Linked DNA regions of Homo sapiens: region 1 is linked to region 2. The links are chromatin loops, found by intact Hi-C in ENCODE. Cell type or tissue: IMR-90. All regions are shown on one strand. Links, peaks and the distances in the headings refer to the core of each region. The heading gives the core; the rest is flanking DNA.

Region 1 (7,789 bases), core at 2,419-4,918, 260 kb after region 2:
CATAAGGAGCATCAGTTTGCTCATTCACATCTGGGAGGCATGCTGTGCTCTGCAAAATGTGATTCTCAAAGTATGGTTCCCAGACCAGCAGCAACAGAATTTGGCAACTTGTTTAGAAATGTAAATTGCTTTCTGACTGCTCTGTGTTTTCTTTGAGCCTGTATTTGTCTATTTGGCATCCATTGATCCATTTGGCATCGTTGATCAGAGGGGCCAAACTATAGCCAAAGTTATTTACTTCTCCTGCTATCCAGAGCCCATACTTTGAATGACCTCCTTTATCTAACTCACACACTAAGCCAATATTTCCCCTGGGGTAAGTCAACTAAGGGCCAAATATCAGACAACCAGGGACAGCCTCTATATCCAAAGCCTGCCAGAATTATTCAAACTAGCCAATTCTAAACTGTTTACCCTGATCTGCCCTGCCTTTCCCATGGAAACCCCAACAAAGACTTTAATTTATGCCTTCCTTTTCACTCCTTTCTGCCTCCTGGGTGACACTGGTACTTCCCAGTGTGGCCCTGCATGGTGTGCTGCACTTCTCGTTTCTAGGGAAACTGTGAATAACATTATAATTTTCTTTCAATGGCATTGACCTCTCTGTCTTCACTCCATCATCTTTATAAATTAAGACCTGGGCACAAATCACTGACAGACTTACCTGAAATGAACAATTCTAGTGAAAGCATCTTGAGTTCCTACTTTCTTGATTGTGGGAACAACAACAGCCTCGATGGAGACTATTTCTTCGAGGTTATTTTGGGAACAATTCCTGCAGAATCAAATTAGAACTGATACCTTCCTCCATCCCTCTCTTCTAAAAATTTTGTAAGCCTCTATATTCTTTATTAATCCCGTTTTATTTAAAATAGTTTGAGAGGTTTTGATTCTTAGGTACAGTTTTTTTATTATTTAGTTTGGCCGGGCACAGTGGCTCATGCATATAATCTCAGCACTTTGGGAGGCTGAGGCAGGTGGATCACCTGAGGTCAGGAATTCAAGGCCAGCCTGGCCAACATGGCGAAACCTCATCTCTACTAAAAATACAAAAATTAGCTGGGCGTGGTGGCGTGTGCCTGTAATCCCAGTTACTCATAGGGCTGAGGCAGAAGAATCCTTTGAACCTAGGAGGCGGAGATTGTGCCACTGCACTCCAGCCTGGGCAACAGAGTGAGACCCCATCTCAAAAATAAAATAAATAAATCAATTAATTTAATTAATTAATTTTTTTTTTTTGGTAGAGATAAGGGTCTTGCTTCGTTGCCCAGGCTGTTGCCCAGGTTGGTCTTGGATGCCTGGCCTCAAGTGATCCTCCCACCTCGGCCTCCCAAAGTGCTGCATTTACATATGTGAGCCACCACACCTTGCCTAAGTACATTTTTAATTGACATATAACACAATATTGATACAGAAAGGTATCTGTATCATAATTATACAGCTCAAGAAATTTCACAAAGTGAACACACCTATGAACCCAGAACTCAGACTGAGAAATAGAACCATCCCCACGATCTCCAACAAGTCTCTTCATGGCCTTTCTCAGTGTAATTACCTTCAACAATCACCTTCCTGATTTCTAACACCACAGATTTGTTTAGTTTGTTTTGAGCTACAGTACATATAAACAAAAGCATGTATGCCTTTGTGTATGGCATCACTTCAATATTATGTTTGTGAGATTCTTCCAATTTGTGTGTAATTGAAAATTCTTTGTTCTTATTGCTCTACTGTTCCTTTGTATGAAAAACAACTATCTTTTCTATTGTTGATGGACTTTGGACTGTTTTCAGTTTGGGACTAAAATGTCTAGAATAGTTTTGTTTCCTACAAGTGAACCCTGATTCATTTGTTTTACCTGAATCTATTCTGCCATGCTTTGGTCCACACATATGAATGAGGAGAAAAAAAAAAAAAACGATTGAAGCTATCACAAGTCTCTGTTCATTTTATTCTAAGCAAAACAAGAATTGATTCAATAAATTCAGTTCATATTAATATTAATCAAAGCAAGTTTCCTTTTTTAATGATTTTTTTAAGCATGAAAAGTCTGTTATTTCTTCAGTATTTAACTCCCTTCAAACTAGAGTTCTGAAGGAATCTAATTAAAATGTTATATGCTTGTTAAAATGTGTAGACCAAATAAAAGGCATATGATATGACTATGGAAACACCTTCTATCACAACTTATATTTTCCTTTAAATTTGTATTTAGTCATTTCATAACTTGACACGATTTTTAAAGGAGGTTTATGTGACTGATACTCATTTTAACAAGAAAGTTTAAATAACAGACTCCTCAGTTAAATACGGAATCTGGTTCTCTTACTCCAAACTCAGCTTAATACTCCCCTCAGAGCAGACTCCCTTTCGTTAAACCATGGGATTTCTTATAGTTGGTTTTATTAATATTTCCATAGCAAAGCAATATTTCTTCACTCCCCCTTACCCTGCCTTCACTCTTCTCTTCACCCCTCTCCTCTCCTCCGTTCAGATGTCACAATAGACCCCTCTGTCATCGTTCTCTTCTCCTCCTCTGCCCACTCTCCCTTTTCTCCTCTTCCTCTACCTCTCTTTCTTCTTTAGAAAATTAGATTAAGATTCTCTAAGCAGGGTAGACAAAATCACTCTCAGGTCTTAGGAAAACACTGTTATTGAGATATTAAGGTCAAAATGTAAGAGGGAGAAAAAGAAAACTTGCTAAGTTGACTAAATTTAGAGCAACGCGGGAAGCCCTTGTGTCGGCCAAAACTCAAACCAGATTCTGAGCCTAAAAGACTTAATGTCACAACGAAGGGACACAGAGGAGACTTTTCCACATAATTTTTCGCTCCCTCCACCTAAGACACAAATCAGCGGAAGCGATTCCGTGCCTGGAATCCCCTACGAACACCGTCGTTCACCGAGGAGCTTTGGGCTCCTGGAAGTCCGAACACCCCGGATCAGAGGAGAGTTGGCCATGACTCCCCGTCGGTACCGGCTGGGTTTGGTGCCAGCTATGGCGAGTACAGAAGCCTGGCCGGTCCCGGGGCAGGCAGGCGCTCGCTGGATGTTATTCGACTGACTGGATATTTGCTGGAAACGTTAATGCTTGTGCGATGAGGACTCTCTCTAATTGCAGGGCGCTCAATTACCAAGGATAGCCTGACTTCCTTTCCTAGAATTCTCATTTCACCTTAGCATTTCCAAAAAAACTCACCAAAGACAGAAGTTTGCACACGTCACCTGACACGTCATTTCACCAATCTATCAAAGGGTGAAGTTCCACAGCTGTAGTCGTGGCCGAGTGGTTAAGGCGATGGACTAGAAATCCATTGGGGTCTCCCCGCGCAGGTTCGAATCCTGCCGACTACGGGGTGGTTTTTGCTCCCAGTGAGCTAACTTAACCCATCTGTTTGGCAGTGTGAAATTACCTAACAAGGAAATCCTTACCACCCATTTCTTACCACAAGGGTGCAAACTTCTTGACTTGACTTGTCCAGATGCCTCGCTCATTCAAACCTCTACTGCCACTGGGTTCCCAGCGTGCCAGTGATCCCAACATTACTTCTTATTTGCCTAAAAATAAGCAATATTCTCTATGAGCAAAACGCAGGTTTTGGCGATGCTGCCTCATTTCCTGTCTTCGAACCCCCTGCCTCGAATTTCCCTCACGGAATTGCGCCCGGGAAGAAAACGAATGTTTATATTCATAAGGTGTCTCTCATCTTTGTGTTCACAAATATGTCTCACTTGGAGAAGTAGGGCTGGGCGCGGTGGCTTACGCCTCTAATCCCAGCACTTTGGGATGTCGAGGTGGGCGGATCGCTTGAGGCCAGTTCAAGACCAGCCTGGCCAACATGGCGAAACCCGTCTCCACTAAAAATACAAAACTTAGCCAGGCGTGGTGGCGCGCGCCTGTAATCCCAGCTACTCGGGAGGCTGAGGCAGGAGAATCGCTTGAACCCGGGAGGTGGAGGTTACAGTGAGCCAAGATTGCACCACTGCACTCCAGCCTGGGCAACATAGCGAGACTCTGTCTCAAAAAAAAAAAAAAAAAAAAAAAAAAAAAAAAAAAAAAGGTAGGTCAGCCCCCTCAATCCCTCAATTTGAATTTGTCTGCTATTTCCTCCGAGTTATATTCAGATTATTTTGGCAGCAATACCACAGAAGTGAAGCAAGGTCCTTTACCATTCTTCAAATCCAGTGGCACATGATGTTAATTCGTACTGATACTCGTATGTTAACTGTGATGAATTAAGATGATGTCTATTAAGTTTCTCCACTGTCAACTTACCTTTTGTATTACTCATTACGTGATTTATGCAGCTTACTTATTTTGCATTATATTTGGTTATTTTGAAAAGTATAAGTTAAAGGAAGAAGAAATTGAAGAAGTGCGTTGAATTCTGAATGTTAAATCAGCTTTTCTGTGAAGCCACCGTTGAAGTCTGTAATCAAGGAATACCCTTCTTGCATATAAAATAAATCTGAAATGTTAATCAACATTTTAATTTAATTTTTAATTATTACCATTATGTTATTTAAATGTTAGTGTTTAAAATGTAAAATATTGATATTGATATTATTGTGCAGCAGAGTTATGCACAATTATTTCTTCAGTCACTCTACCTCACATTTGAAATAATACATAGATGCTCACTTTCAGCTATAATTGAACATCATTTGTCTGTTTCTTCTTTTCTTTACTGACCATATCCAAAATGTGTATATGCATAAGTGGAAATTAAAATTAAAATATTCCATTCCCAATAGCAGCAAAAAATTTAAAGTTTGACAATAAATCTAACGGCCAGGCATAGTGGCTCACATCTGTAATCCCAGCACTTTGGGAGGCCGAGGGGTCGGATCACGAGGTCAGGAGTTCAAGACCAGTCTGACCAACATGGTGAATGAAATCCCGTCTCTACTAAAAATACAAAAATTAACCGGGTGTGATGGCATGCACCTGTAGTCCCAGCTACTCGGGAGGCTGAGGCAGGAGAATCACTTCAACCCAGGAGGTGGAGGTTGCAGTGAGCGGAGATCATGCCATTGCACTCCAGCCTGGGCGACAGGGCGAGACTCTGTCTCAAAAAATAATAATAATACAATAAAATAAAAATAAATCTAGCAAGATATGCAAGAAATCTACACTTAAAACTATAAAACGTTGCTGGTGGAAATTAAATGGAGGAAGTGGAGGAAAAATAACAAGTATGTCTTGTTAGACTCAATTTCATCAAGATGAAAACTATTTCCAAATTAATCAATAAGTTCAATGAATCCTAGTCAAGTTCTGAGCCTGTATTTTTTAAAGTTTAACTAGCAGTTTCAAAAATATATTTTAAAGGTAAAGCAAGTTTAGAAAAAAAGAAAATCTCTAGTTTACAGATTCAAAGAAAAGAAAAAATAGAAAAAAAACAAGAAAAGATTAAAGAAGATAGCAAAGTTGGAGGACTTATACAACATGTATATCATGACTTATTGCAAACCTACAATTAAGTGTTATTAATTATGTATGTAAATATTAACACATTTTTTAAATTTAAATTTTATTTTTAATTGATACCAAACATTATCTTCACTGCTATGGTATCAACTTGGCCAGGCTGAACTACATTCCCCAGAATTTCTTTTTCTGTGTGTCTCTGGTTAGGATGGTCCCCAAGAGATATTCTTGCAGAAGATTTGAGAAAGAAAGCTAAGTAGCAGTCATTTTGTAGCTCATGCTAACTCACCTGCTGACTTATCTTGTCACATGGCAGTATTTGTGCCTGCAACTACCCCACCTTCCTGTGGGTTCTCCTTCAACCTCTGTAATTTTTGAGCCAAATGTCTGTGTTTAGCTTCAAGCAAAGGACCCTGTCTTCTGTAGAATACTACAACACCAAGGAGAGGCAACAAGAGCTGACACAGATTTCAGTTCATCCTGTGGGGATCCAGTTCATGCTTGTGGGTTCCAGCTTGTTCTAATATTCCCCACTTTACCTCTTTCTTCCTTTCTTGATAACCTGCCCCACAGTCTTTATAACGCTGAAGCTTGAAGTGCATCCCAGTGGTTCTGCTTCTTTTATTGAATCTTGACTGCTACATATCAATGACTCAACTAAATGATCAAAAACTTGAATAAACATTTTATAAAAGAAGATATCCATGTAACTAATAACCAATTATTTTTCATGGACCTGTTGCAATTGTTGACTCTCACAATGTTAATTATGAATAAAATTAGGTGCAGTAAAGTGTATAGTCAAGAAAAGGATCATGGAGGAAGAGGATCAGTAAACACAACTCAAAGGAAAGGATGATATCCCACCAGGATTAAAGTGAAATTGGTCATTTTAAGACCAGTGCCAAAAGGACTCCTGTTTCTTCCCCATGGTAAAGTAATAGAAACCAGACTTACCCTACCACCTTAAACAACTGGAAAACTGTACAAAGTATATATAACAATTTTCTTCAGATAGACAATAGGCAGTGACTAATTTTGATACCTGGGAAAAGGGAAAAAATGAGAAAGAAATTGCCCTATTTACTGCCTATAATCAGATTAAGAGGAACATTTAATAATGATAAAGAGGTCAATGCACCAAGAAGCCGCCACAACAACCCTACATGTATGCACCTACAAATAGTGCTTCAAAATATGTGTAGCAAAACCTACTAAACTGCAAGGAGAAATAGAAAAATTACTCAAATATAGTTGGAAATTATATTTTTTATTATTTATTTATTTATTTATTTATTTTTTGAGACAGTCTTGCTCTGTACCCTGGCTGGAGCACAGTGGTGCCATCTCGGCTCACTGCAACCTCCGCCTCCCGGGTTCAAGTGATTCTCCTGCCTCAGCCTCCTGAGTAGCTGGGATTACAGGTGCCCACCACCACACCCAGCTAATTTTTGTATTTTTAGTAGAGACGGGATTTCACTATGTTGGTCAGGCTGGTCTCAAATTCCTGACCTCAGGTGATCCACCCCCCTTGGCCTCCCAAAGTGCTGGGATTACAGGCGTGAGCCACTGAGCCAGGCTAATAGTTGGAAATTTTAACACTTCTTTCTCAGTAATTGATAGAACAAGTAGTCTGAAAATTCAGTACGAATACAGAAGATTTGAACCACATTACCACAAATTTGACCTCATTAACATTTATATAACGCTTTTCTCAGCAATAACAGAAAACTTTCTTTTCAAGCGCTCATAGAATACTTACCAAGACAGACCTTATTTTGGACTAAAAAATAAGTCACAGTAAGCTTAAAAGGACTGAAATTACAGAAAGTATATTTTGTGACCACAACAGAATTAAACCAGAAATCAATTAACAGAAATTAAACAAAATAATCTAAAACCAAATAATATATCACAAGGGAAATTTAAATTATTTTGAACTAAATAAAAATGGTAACAAAATATAACAAAATGCAGCTAAAGCTTTTCATAGGAAAAAAGCTTTTATAGAAAAAAGAAAAAAAGCTTATTATGAAAAAAGTGGTCAGGTGCTGTGGCTCATGCTTGTAATCCCAGCACTTTGAGGGGCTGAGGCAGGAGGAGTGCTTGAGCCCAGGGATTTGAGACCAGCCTGGGCAGCATGGTGAGACCCCATCTCTACCAGAAGAACAGGAAAACAGGAAAGAAAGAAAGAAAGAGAGAGAGAGAGAGAAAGAAAGAAAGAAAGAGAAAGAAAGAGAAAGAAGGAAAGGAAGGAAGGAAGGGAAGGAAGGAGAGAGAAGGAAGGAAGGAAAGAAAGGAAGAAAAGAAAAGAGAAGGAGGGAAGGAGGGATGGAAAGAAGGGAGGGAGGGAGAGAG
Region 2 (7,789 bases), core at 2,177-4,676:
AATGCCTTTATATCCTGGGCATTTTCTATTCCTGGGGTTCTGGACTCAAGACCTTCTCAGGCCATCTGAATCCCTGGCCTACTCTTTGTTGGCTGAAGCTGGCAGCTTTCCACATTTTTCACAGCTTCCATGCTAGTCTCAGAAATCAGCTGTTAATTTGGTATTCTGAATGTTTGGCAATTGTAAGCACTTGGGCTTTGTGGAGGGCCCTTTATGGAAGCCAGAAAAAAATGAGGAAATGTTAGCCAGACCCCAGAACCCTGTAGTCTGCTGGAGCAGGCAACCAGATGATAACAATTGTAAAATAATTCATTGGTCTCTCTATTATGAAATTTAAAAAGCAGGATAAAGGGATCAGTCCTTGGTTTATTTTGGATCTCCTGCAGAGCAAAACCATGACCTTCTGCATATAACACACAGTGATAATCACTACACTAACACAAAATGTCATAGCTGAGGACAGGTACAAATGCTAGAAAAAAAATGGCTACAGTAAAATCCAAGGATAGTCTCACTACAAGATAAAGTAAGGAGAGTATTTCAAGTGCTAAACAATTTTATATGCATCTCAATTGGCACAAGTTTGAAAGACCCATCAATTACAATACACTGAAAAAAGGTAAGTTTAGATATCCAAAACTGAACTCTTGATTGTTACTTGTTCTCATTCATTCATTCACTAAAGAAATGTTAATTAATTCTCTACTAAAAGTCCTAAGCCAGAGACTATTAAGTAGCTGGGAATAAAGCAGTGGACACGACAGACAAAATATCCTTTTCCTCATGGAATTTATGTTTTAATTCCTATCAAATAGCTGTTGATGATCAAATATGCTATCTTTTGACGAAAATTTTTACCATAGTTAGCAGAACTCTATCGCTTCTTTAGGATTTATAAAATCTAGCCTACTAGATGCTTTTCACTATGCTAAGGATGAGATAATTATGGATGAGGAAGCTTATCCTCATGTTCATATATATATATGTATATAAAACAGCAAAAAATACATAGTGTGAGAAGCATATATACATATATATACATATGTGTAAATATACATATGTATTTATTACCAATTACCATGTATGATATATAGATATTTGCTCATTGGTAACTGATCCTAATGAATACGGTTGTTCTGTCTTGATTTTAAACTTCCCCTTACACACCCAAGCTATTTATTTCTTGTTATACGCCTTTGCATGAACACTGCGTCTGCCTTTTGTTTCAAACCTCAAGAAAGAGTCTCATTTAGGAGTAAGCGGGACTTTGAATGAATCTCACTGACAGGCTGCTAGCATGAAGAAAAAAATACTCGAGGTCACCAATATCCTGCTTAATTTTCAGTCATCGAGAAATGAACATTAGAGCGTCTTATGAGAGCAGAGAGCAGAGAACATACCAAAAAAAAAAAATGAACTGAAATAAAATTTCCCGAGAGACTGCCTGATATTTCCCCGCCCTGTGCTTCTGAAGGAATTGAAGCTTCAGGAGAAGCATTTGCTTGATTTCGAGTTGTCGGGTTTTAAACTATGTATTCTAAGAATTAGAAAGTGTAGGGGAAAATATTACCCCTCTGCCAAAGATATACCCTGACGGAACGGATAAATTTAAAGTTCATTTTAACTAATTCAAAACTGAAAAACACTCTCACTAAGCGAGTTTCCGTAGTGTAGTGGTTATCACGTTTGCCTAACACGCGAAAGGTCCCCGGTTCGAAACCGGGCAGAAACAGAGCGTAGTTTCGTTTTTTTGGTTGTTTTTTTTTTTTTTTTTTTTTTTTTTTTTTTCTTCTCTTGAGAAGGAGTCTCACTCTGTCTCCAGGCTGGAGTGCAGTGGCGCGATCCCGGCTCACTGCAACCTCCCACTCCCTGGTTCAAGCGATTCTTCTGCTTCAACCTCCCTAGTAGCTGGGATTAGAGGTACGCACCACCACGCCCAGCTAATTTTTGTATTTTTAGTAGAGACGGGAGTTTCACCATGTTGGCCAGGATAGTCTCGAGCTCCTGACCTCGTGATCCACCCGCCTCGGCCTCCCACAGTGCCGGGATTACAGGCCTGAGCCAGCGCGCCCGGCCCATAGTTGTTTTGTGAAATTCTGAATCTGTTTATATATATATATGTGTGTGTGTGTGTGTGTGTGTGTATACACACACACTATATATATGTTTTATATATATATAAACATATATATAAACATTAGTTATATATATATAAACATTATATATATATAATTTTTTTTTGAGACGGAGTTTCGCTCTTGTTGCCCAGGCTGGAGAGCAATGGCACGATCTCGGCTCACTACAACCTCCACCTCCCGGGTTCAAGCGATTCTCCTGCCTCAGCCTCCCTAGTAGCTGGGATTACAGGCATGCGCCACCACGCCCGGCTATTTTGTATTTTTAGTAGAGGCGAGGTTTCTCCATGTTGGTCAGGCTGGTCTTGAACTCCCTACCTCAGGTGATCCGCCCACCTCGGCCTTCCAAAGTGCTGGGATTACAGGCGTGAGCCACCGCGTCCGGCCCAGAACTGGTTTTCAATCAGTTCAATCTGTCAGTAACAATCGCTTCTGTGAACACACTTTTGAAAACCAATCAGTGTCTGCTCCTGGCTTCGGAAAGTGAGCTGATCAGGGATGGACTCACTCCAATAAACATACCTATGAGTGCCGACCAAACAATGGCAGTCTCTGACAAGTAACCATGCTCCCATAGATTATATCAACCTAATGAAAAAAAGATCAGCCATCTGTTCTGTTTTCAGGGACTGTGTTTTACAATATAGCTCTCCCTCGAATGAGCTTTGATTTTGTCTTTTTAAAGTATTGAGCGGTGGTTTCGTCATCCTTTGAAAATGACCCTTTGTCAGATCTGAAATGTCTAAGTTTCGTTTCTTGCTGGGATTATTTTTACCATTTATTTTTCACATCTGTAATTCTGTGTATTCTATAAAATGATATAATCTTTACAACCACTTTGTTTTGCTGTAAATGTAGACCTTGGCAGGCTTTTGCTCCTTTATATATGTTTATCAGTCAGACTGGGCAAACAAAATCCCAATGTTTGAAAACACACTCTAATGGCGAGTCTTCAACAGTCACTCCACAAATATTTACCGAATGCCTACTCTGTCTTCAGAGCCATTCTGAGACCTGGTGATCTGGAAGAAAAAAGAAAAAAATTATGTCCTCAAAGACGAAAATTCTGATGAGAACAGACTGAGAATTTAATATGAAAAAAAGGAAAGCAAAATATGTATGCATTGTTTCCCATTGTGATTATCTTAATAAAAAATATCAATTTCAACAGTGTCCAAAGATAGCTCCAGGGGTGAGCAGACCATCAGGTAGAGGAAGCACGTGACAGGCACAAGCAGACTCCATAGGCTGGATCCTGAGAAAGGGACCAAAAAAACATGGAGTTCGGATGGACAGCGGGCATCAGACACACATCCAACCCCAGTGCTACCCCCCTCTCTAACACCCTCATTTTCTTCACTAAAATTTCTGTCTTAGGGCGTCATGTCACTTGTTCCATAAGATTTTCTTTTTTCTTTCCCAAGCTCCTTTAGAGGAGTGCAAGACTGAAATGGGTAGGTGTGACTGCTGAAGAAGAAATGGCATCATTTAATTCCGACTTTAAATTGAAGAAGCTGTTATTTCCGATGTATAGCTGGATGTGAAGTGACTGCGGCAAAATCGGAGAGAGAAGGTGAGAACCCTCGTGGCCCGTACGGGGATCGAACCCGCGACCTTGGCGTTATTAGCACCACGCTCTAACCAACTGAGCTAACCGGCCACCCGGAAAACAGTTGTTCTTTCAATTTTAAAAAAGCAAAATGTTTGTTGTTTTTGTGTTTCTTTAACACTAAAGGAAATTCTTTTCCTCTCCTCAAAGGGATGTCTTTTAAAATAATTTTAATTGCGACTACGTAATATTGTTTCTTCAAACTTCTGTTGGTGTTTTGCATTTTCCCTTCCTGCACTCCCGCAGGGAAGAAGGAAAACAAAAACAAAAACAAGGACAAGGCCAAAAACTCTACCTCCAGCAGAAAGGAACTTCGCCTCTCCCGTGGGAAATGAGATTTTCTCAAACTCACCTATTCCGCCCGGAGAAAATACTACAGAGAACCATTCACGAGAGGGGCTTCCTTCCTTTTGACCTTGGGAGGGGTCCAGAGACCCGGGGGACGATCTGGGAGCAGAAGCTGGTCGTTCTGAGTTTTCCATCCAAATGGTTTGCTTATGAAATTGACTCACCACGCGGAATGGCTGGTGGATTTGGATCGCGGCATGAGGAATCCGCTCCATAATGGAAGGAAGAAAATCTCCGGCAGCTATGCCTCGCGGGTTCATAAGGACTGGAGAGTTACTCCTTCTCTCTGGCCCCCTCAAAACGCCCGGTGGTATGTCTGTTGCTCCACTACGCGTTATTATAATTAACTGCTTGTGTTACTCTTTGTGCTGTCTTGCTCTTCATTCTCCTGGTACCTCGGGTGCCCGCACAGCATGGTAAGCTGCTCAATAGTTCAATGAATGGGGAAAAGGTGTGCAGAGGTCATTTCTGCTGATTATCAAGACTTCAATTCTTCGAAGTGGAGCACGAGGATCCTCTAGGCGGCAGGCAAATGTCATCAGGAGTCTCAACGTCTTCCCCCCAAAAAACAATATTTTCAACAGAAATCAATTTACCTCCTCATTGGTGGTGGAATGGGAAGATGGTGGAGAAAGCTGTCCTTTAATAACAGCTCGGAGGTCTCCGTTCTCCAACAAAGGACTTTGTGCATACCTTTTCTCTCCCAGTTCCCGCCGCTATGGCTGTTGGAAGACTAAGGACTTCCACTCAGCCGGGCTTCGGCGCCTCTTCCTGTCCGGGCGCGGCTACGGTTCCTGGTACACATTCGCTGCGCCTCGGGCAGCCTAAGGGTGCTCAAGTTCAACAAGGTCAGCACCCAGTTCTTTTCAGACAGGGAACACACTGGCGATGCAAACAGGGTTGAGCTGGTTCAGGTATGCATGTGTTGAAATAGACAAGTCTGCGTCCTAGAGCCCTAGCAACGATCCCGAACAGGCAGCTCTTTTTCCTGGACGATTTCCCAGGAATTAAGTCTGGCTCAGCTCTAGTTTGGTGTCCGGCTCTAGTTTGGTGCCCAGCAAATAAATTTCGAGAGGAAAGAGGAATTCAGACCATTTCTGGAGTGACAATGGTATCCACGAGCGAGTGCTCTAAATTTTCGGGCCACTTGGAGGTTTCTCGGATTTCTATTTTGAGGACAAAGACGATAACGCTAGCCTCCATGACCCTGCTGAATATCTAGGAAAACCCAAGAATTCGAGGGAGGCCGTGTTGTAATATCTGGTCTGAGTGGCCCTCTTTGGATTTGGAGGCTGTTTCCAATAGACACAAGATAAAAACTGAAGATTTAACAGAGCTTAGTCGTTAGCCAAGTTGGGCCCTTAGGCTTCAAAATATTGTTACCCACCGTCCTCCCCAATTTTTTAAAACTATGTCCCCCCATACACATTTTTGACAAATTAATATGTATCTTAAGATTAAGCAGATGTTTTTCTTTGTATTATAATTATTGACATTTTTAAAAATTAAAGTGTTGCATCATTCTTGAATACGTTGAAGATCATAAATTTTGAATAATGTAATAGTTTTATGCTTAAAATTATTTTAAGTTTTCCATAGCCTACTTACCTGCAACAACAACAAAAATATATATGTACATTACAATCAATTTGGGGGATGGCGCAGGCTTTTTTTTTTTTTTTTTTTTAGACAGAGTCTCGCTCTGTCGTCCAGGCTGGAGTCCAATGACGCGATCTCAGCCCACTGCAACCTCTGCCTCCCGGGTTCAAGCGATTCTCCTGCCTCAGCCTCCTGAGTAGTTGGGATTAAAGGTGCGCGCCACCATGCCCGACTAATTTTTGTATTTTTAATAGAGACAGGGTTTCACCATGTTGGTCAGGTTGGTCTCGAACTCCTGACCTCGTGATCCACCCGCCTCAGCCTCCCAAAGTGCTGGGATTACAGGCGTGAGCCACTGCGCCTGGCCGGCTTTCATTTTTATGAGTTCCTCTGCATTGAATTATCATTAAAATTATTACTTATATACAATCAAGCATAACAATAAAAATATTATGAATTTGGAAACTAATCAGTGAGTATAAAGGTGAAAGTAATTGGATATTTATCGAAATTACACAATTGGGCTTTTATAATTAGTTCGTGTAATTGTTGATAAATAAATGTACACATTGCCATGATAAGTCATTTCAATATTAGTTTTATGCCCAATTTATAACTACTGAGAAAATGCATTTTAGTATACAAATAAATGAAAATAGATCAGATTTTGTTACACAAATGTCTCAGAATTATTTAACAGTAAGTTATTTGCCAAAAATCACATAGTAACCCACAATAAATAATTACATTTTACACTCTATGCTAGTTGAGAACTTGACTAGATTCTCCCTTAATTTGTTTAAACCAAATAATTGGAAACTTCCTGACTTGCTAAAGGATAGTTAATTAGCAATTAGAACAATTCAATTACCCGGGAAAGACTCTTCCCACCCAGGTCTTTCCAATCGTCCCTGTGTTGAAGCCCAGAGTGTTTTGCACTTTGAGCTAAAGAACCTTGGTCATACTGAGAAGAGTGAGAGAAACACGGGGTTTTTTTTGTTTGTTTGTTTTTGTTGTTGTTTGTTTTGTTTTTGAATATAAGAAAGGCCATTGAGAAAATGCACACCTTGATATCAGGAGTGTTCTCAGACAGATCAATTTTAGAAAAAAATCTATATGGTGGTTGATGATAGCGCAGTGGTGCCATCTCGGCTCACTGCATCTTCCGCCTCTCGGGTTCAAGCAATTCTCCTGCCTCAACCTCCTGAGTAGCTGGGATTACAGGCGTGCCCTACCACGCCTGGTTAAATTTTTTTTTGTATTTTTTGTAGAGATGAGGTTTCACCATGTTCGTCAGGCTGATCTCGAACTCCTGGCCTTGTGATCCTCCCGCCTCGGCCTCCCAAAGTGCTGGGATTACAGGCGTGAGCCACCGTGCCCGGCCGGATCTTGCACTTTTTAAAATTAGGTCCTCTTGTGTTCCCAAGGGTAAAATTACCCTAATTTGATAACTGCTGCAGTAGACCACTGGACCTCATTCTCTGAAAAGATACTCACCATCTATCATGTCCCACTACTTTGTGGTACCCATACTCCTTAAGGACAGGTATTATTGAGTGTTTAAGTAATTTCAGCATGGCACTTGGTTAATAAGTAGCCAAGGCATATGAAAGTCACCCCGTTATTGCCTTTGGAAATCAGAATTGAAACATGTTTGAATTTGTGCCTTTGTAATCAGTGGAGAGAACGGGACAGATGTAACTAAACTCCGAGTAACACTAGGAAGTGGAGAGAGCGGGACAGATGTAACTAAACTCTAAGTAACACTAGGAAATATATTAAGCATGCGCATTAACAGGGTAAAAGAAACCTGCTATATGAACTACATATATGTAGGATTTCGGTCAGGGTGGTGGGAGAAGTTATAAGAGAAAATTATAGGAAAAACGCAAACCTTCTTGGAACGCCAGGAGGTTTTGTAAAAGCTTTAGGAAAGGCTTATGGCTGAAGGCAGCCTGATCCTCTTACCTTGAGCTAATAGTATAAAGCAAATAACAAGGAGATGTAAAGAAACTGATCTAGATAAGTTAGTTTACTTAGGCCTCCAACCCTGGCCTTTAATCACCCGCAGGACTGCTCTCTCCAGGGAGGGTGACCA

The links. Peaks named below come from ENCODE experiments on the same cell type or tissue, not always from the same donor. Only the 100,000 strongest peaks of a DNase experiment are listed, where the experiment ranks them.
Region 1: it touches region 2 in a loop (3-fold over the local background); 4 of 110 quality-filtered maps call a loop at or near these places.

The regions. Positions count from the first base shown.
Region 1 is chr6:27,492,542-27,500,330 of GRCh38, forward strand. TRS-AGA2-3 (tRNA-Ser (anticodon AGA) 2-3) reads left to right here and starts at 3,273; the gene lies at 3,273-3,354. RefSeq lists a silencer at 3,244-3,443 and an enhancer at 3,689-4,189. In IMR-90, for the core only: a CTCF peak has its summit at 3,456; a DNase peak (open chromatin) is centred at 3,350; H3K4me3 peaks cover 1,307 bases; H3K27ac peaks cover 206 bases.
Region 2 is chr6:27,233,850-27,241,638 of GRCh38, forward strand. It overlaps TRI-AAT5-3 (tRNA-Ile (anticodon AAT) 5-3), which reads right to left and starts at 3,795; the gene lies at 3,722-3,795. TRV-AAC5-1 (tRNA-Val (anticodon AAC) 5-1) reads left to right here and starts at 1,660; the gene lies at 1,660-1,732. RefSeq lists silencers at 1,624-1,673, 1,684-1,733 and enhancers at 3,492-3,571, 4,408-4,908, 4,572-4,861. In IMR-90, for the core only: no CTCF peak of the experiment used is centred there; a DNase peak (open chromatin) is centred at 3,662; H3K4me3 peaks cover 788 bases.